Regions from separate parts of the Homo sapiens genome. Here region 2 is linked to region 1. A link is a loop called in an ENCODE intact Hi-C map of the cell type or tissue named here. Cell type or tissue: endothelial cell of umbilical vein. All regions are shown on one strand.

Region 1 (2,500 bases):
GCACGTCCACTCCTAAGGCCCATGTCAAAGCTGAGCTGTCTCTCACAGGACAATCTCAGTGACTTTGCAGCTGGACTTCTTGCTTCTGTTCTTTTTCCCTTTTAGGAAATTATCCACATAGAAGCCAGAGTAATCTTTTTAAAATATCATTGTGCTCCTCTGCTCAAAACTTTTCAGTGACTTTCCATCACTTTCCTATAAAATCCCAAGGCTGGCTAAGGCTACCACCCCTCCAGATCTGGCCCCACCTGATTTTATGACCTTGTCTGTTACCACCCTCCCTTTCCATCACTTGCTCAAGCCACTCTGGCCACCGTGTTCCTCTTTAAGTCAGTCCAGTGCCTTTCCACCTCATGGCCTTTACACTTGCTAGCCCATTACTGTAGAACACGGCTTTCTCAGTTCTTTGTGAGATATATTCTCTTTGTTTTCAAATTTCTGTTCAACTCTCATATCCTGAAGGAGGTCTTCTGTGTCCACCCTGTCTAAAAGAGTTGTCCCTCTCCTACCTGCAACACCTCCTGCCAAGTCTCTTTATGTTCTCTTTCCCTGAATAACATGTTTTTCATAGAACTCATCTGGAATTCTCTCGTACACTACTTTATTATCCATTTTCCCTGCAGACCTGTAACCCCCATGAGAACAGAGGCTTAATCTGGTTTCTTGCTGTATATCTGGTGCATAAGATGTGCCTAACACATATTAGACTCTCAGTACACACACACACACACACACACACTCTTCTCCTCTTTGCTTTGGTACTTGCATTTCTCCTCTTTTCTTTGCTACTTGCTATAAAATTATCCCTGCTCCTTCACTCTTCCATAAGTAAATCAATAGTAGGCTGAACCATATGAAATGGTGACATTGTGAATACGTGATCATTTTGGAACTACAAAATGGCAGTTTCATATGGTTCAAATTAATAATATTGTATAAAAACAAAAACACATGAATGTGGCAATGACACACTGATTAAGATAACAAAGGTATTTGATAGGAAAGGTCAAACATCATGATCAGAATATTGTTCCATATAAATAAAACCTGGAGCCGCCACTGTGATGCCTCTACCTTCCTGTGAAAGTTACGAAGCCGGTAGAGAGTGACAGGATGTCTGCTTCCTGAATGATAAGAAGAAACGAATGGATTTCACACTGACAGCTTGTTAATCCACTACTTGGCAACCACAACATTGGAGACCAATCCTCAGTTTCAAAAATCCGCATTCTCTCTTGAAGTCTTATTTAAGTAATATCTGTGCAATCGATGAATGAAGCCAAACCAGAGACATGTATAAAAATCATAATGGTATTCACTGACAGATATTAGCTCTTTCTTTGCTAATCCAGAGAAAGGATTTTTTTTCATTTTTCTTTCCAGCACACCAGCTATTATTAAATTTAAGAAGTGCCAAAAACTAATCCTTTTTTTTTCCTATTTCTAACAACTGAAACATATAATCCCATGGTATTTGCACATTATACTTAATTGCAAATGGTTATCAACAGCATAAATCTCACATTAGTATGCTAGCTTCAGTGAGATTTGTTTGTACTTCCCACCTTTAATACTACGGATGGTTTAATACTGAATAATCTTTATATTTCAATACTTTCAGCTGCTTTTTACCTTTTTAGGTTTTCTTATCCAAAGTTTTCCCTGCAGCTTTGTAAGCATAATAAATCTATCGGCCTCCAAAGCCCACCTGACTTGAGACGTGATGGAGTTGGTAGGTTCACCAATTGAGTATAAGACTAAAGATTTCTTTCCTTATTCCTTTTCCAACTTTCTCCCATTGACTAATGTAATTTATATGCATGTGTATTCTGTGAGCATATTCAAACCTGAAATTTATGCTTTTGAAAAAATATAGCAATGATCAGGTTTACCTCTCTGATAACTAAATATATACTCATAATCATCAAACATTGCTAGCTCAATCTGTGCTACGCATATTCCTCCTATTAGGAAGACGTGCAGATGTTTTTGGTTATTAATCAGATACTAGATAAACAAAAAATTATTAGGAGATAGAAAATCAATTAAGTGAAAAGGAGAGTGACATCTATGCCTATGAAAGCAAGTCAGAGTTTCCTTATATGAACATAATAAATACCTAAAATTTTATCTCAACAGTTCTTTTTACCAGTTTTGAAAAAAATCCCAGCAAAATAAGTATATTGCTTAAAAATTTCATTATAAAGACACTGATAAAGGCTTACAAAAATTAAGTATACAGCATATTTTCAAATTAATCTTAACTTATATTAATCTGTTTATGTTTTTATAGAGCATTTTTCTAAGATAGTATGTGTATTAGAGAGAGAGAGAGAGAGAGAGAGTGTGTGTGTGTGTGTGTGTGTGTGTGTGTGTGTATAGTATGTGCTTCAGTAAGAAAAGACAGATGCAAATGTTAGTAGTGTGGTCCAAAACAACAATGTCCAATAATAAGGGATAATTAAGATGACTATTTTTGTTGGGGAAAAAATAATGCAGA
Region 2 (2,500 bases), 1.2 Mb before region 1:
TGGCAAAGTGGGGTCTGGCAGCCACAGGAAGCCCTTGAATGGGGAAGCAGAGAGGGAAGAGTAAGATGCCATTGGCCTGCCAGTAGGAAGCCCATGACATACTGGTGGAGCCCCAGCCCTGTTAGTACAGAAAAGATACCTGGCTGATATGCTCTGCTATATCCATCTTTGAGCCTAGATGATGTTAATTAACTCTTTAAAAATATATTAAAGCTGTGGTGGCATCTGAGAAAAGATGGTATGCTTTTAAAAGGTAGGAGTGAACAGCTCATACATTGTCCCAGGAGTGGGCTTTATTACAGAGATGGGGGAGCTCTGACCTGTTGAAGACCAAGATTCCAGGAAGAAATGTTTGTTCACAAGCAGGTTGGGAAAGGGAGATACTTCAAACAGCTCTGAGAGCAATATTTCATAAAGACAGGCAGCAGGAAGAAAGCCTTCTTAAGGCCATATTGACTTTTGCACCTAGCAAATGACCCTTACTCTTCATTCCCATAAAAAAGAGAGAAACAAACAGTAAACATTTTCAAAGGATCGGTAATGTTTTAATAGCTCTGATTAGTAAGCGGAGTATTGGGTGTTATTTCGAAGTCAAAAATTCTATCTTGGTTGATTTACCCTATAACCTGGAGCATTTTCGAGAGGCAACAGAATGGAATTGTCTCAAAGTACTGACTTTTCATTATTTTCCACGCAGATCCCTGAGGATAACAGAAGGAAAGGTTTTGTCTGGGGGAGGGTAGGCTTCTCCCAAAAAGAGAATTCTGGAAGTCAACATAATTAAACAAAGAGGAAAATGTGCCAGACAGGAGTGGGTGGGGGCTGTTTTCTCTTTGTGGTTGGTTGTGGTGCGTTCAAGATTCCTCGCCTAAGATGAGGTTCCTGAGCTTCCAGTAGGCGACTGACTGCCCAAGAGACCCAGGGCTCCGCAAGGAGACGGCGCAGGTGTCGGGGCTCCCCGCAGGTGAGGAGGCCGACGTTCCAGGAGGTCCGCCCGGGCGGTCCCTGAGTCCTGCCTCGCGGCTGCTCGCTGGGATCCGAGGGCGGAACGGGACGCGCAGGAACCCGGCCCGACGGGCGCGGCTCACACCCGTGCTCTTCCTGCGCTCTCGGCCTCACTTTGCGGCCAGAGCCGCGGCCCTGCGCGTGGCCGGCGGCCGCTTCTTTATCTCCGACCCCACTGCCCAGTACTGTACGCGTCCAGACTAAAGAAACATCATTCGCTTAAGGGGCTGGGAAAAGCGCGTGCTCCGCTCGCCCTGGCACCGCGGGTCGCCCAGCTCGCAGACTGGGACGGGCGGTGCAAGAGGTGGTGCTCCCTGTCCAGGAGGGGACGCGGAAGAGGGCATCTCTGGTCCCGGGATGCGATTGTCCCGGTTTCTCCTTCTGGCCCACTCGCCGCGCGCACGAACTCTAGGGGAAGTTGGTTGTAAAGTTTCCGAGAGCGGCGTGGGCTGGTGCGAGTGAAGCGCGGGGCGGGGGAGGCGAGGACAGAAGCTCTCCTCGCGGCGTCTTTGTTCTGCTCTGGAGGAGAGACCTTGGCAAGGAGTCGCCGGGCGGGTGCAGGGACCTACCGCCACCACATTCCGGACCCAGCGGGAGCCCTCCTCTTAATGCCCCTCCCCCCGCAAGCCAACCCAGGACATAGCCCCCAGGTCCCCAAGGTTCCGTCTACCTCATCCTTCTACCCCCAAACTTCACCAACCCGAAAGGATTCCAAGTCTGGGATGGGGAGAAAGGAAAGAGGGTGGAGGCAAAGGTGCGCGACGGGCTGGATACCAACTGGAGGGTGGGTGTTCGCATTGAAATGTTTTTTTCTTTTGCCCTAGAAATTGCTTCCCCATGCGGGCCCCTACTCTCTCCCATTTCCCCCACCTCCCTGCTTTCTTTTTCTTCAATTCTAGTGGATCTAGAAGGAAAACGAGTGCTGCTCTGAGTCACTCAGCGAGCTAATGCTATGGCCCGAAGTTGGGATCAGGGTCGAGGGGTGGGGGACCATGTGGATGGGGTCCCAATTCTGGAGGTTGAGAATGACTGGAAGGGACCTGGGGAAGGGTCGGGAGCTGTTCCTGGTCCGAGACACCTGATTTGTCCCGGACAAGGCAGTGGGGGAGGGGAAGGAAAGAGGGGATGCTCGGCTGGGACGTGTCGCGGCAGGGGGTGGAGGATGAGGAGGCGGCCTGGGACCCCGAGTCAGATCTTTGGGGTGAGCACGAGGACGTGGTGTAGGGAAGAGGACGAGTGAGCAGCGCCTGGCTGTAGGGTCAGAGGGCGCCTGGTCATCCTGAGAGCCTTGCCTTCGCAGTTTGAGATTAGGGGAAGTTCGGGGCCTGAGAAGGTGGGCGCGATGCTGGAGCTGGGAATTCTTCCTCGGAGCCCCTGGACCGAGTTGCGCTGCGCCTGCAGCAACAGGTAGCCCCGAGGGATGGGCGGAGGCCCCGGCCGAACCCGGAGCTGGCCTTTGTCCTGCCAATTAGAGGGCTCTCCAGAGGGACAGCGT

Evidence for each region. Hi-C counts contacts between places; a loop is a spot of excess contacts. Peaks named below come from ENCODE experiments on the same cell type or tissue, not always from the same donor. Only the 100,000 strongest peaks of a DNase experiment are listed, where the experiment ranks them.
Region 2: it touches region 1 in a loop (3-fold over the local background); 3 of 110 quality-filtered maps call a loop at or near these places.

What each region holds. Positions count from the first base shown.
Region 1 is chr6:22,883,537-22,886,036 of GRCh38, forward strand. No RefSeq gene overlaps it. Among named protein-coding and RNA genes, the nearest start is that of LINC03005, 170 kb to the left of the region's middle. In endothelial cell of umbilical vein, no CTCF peak of the experiment used is centred here; a DNase peak (open chromatin) is centred at 1,065; H3K27ac peaks cover 2,068 bases.
Region 2 is chr6:21,663,350-21,665,849 of GRCh38, forward strand. LOC124901483 reads right to left here. Exons shown (of 3, transcript XM_047419653.1): 2 at 2,298-2,466; 3 at 1,192-1,609. The coding sequence ends at 1,206. Among named protein-coding and RNA genes, the nearest start is that of CASC15, 1.8 kb to the right of the region's middle. RefSeq lists a silencer at 2,329-2,500. In endothelial cell of umbilical vein, no CTCF peak of the experiment used is centred here; DNase peaks (open chromatin) are centred at 1,222 and 1,322; H3K4me3 peaks cover 1,711 bases; H3K27ac peaks cover 596 bases.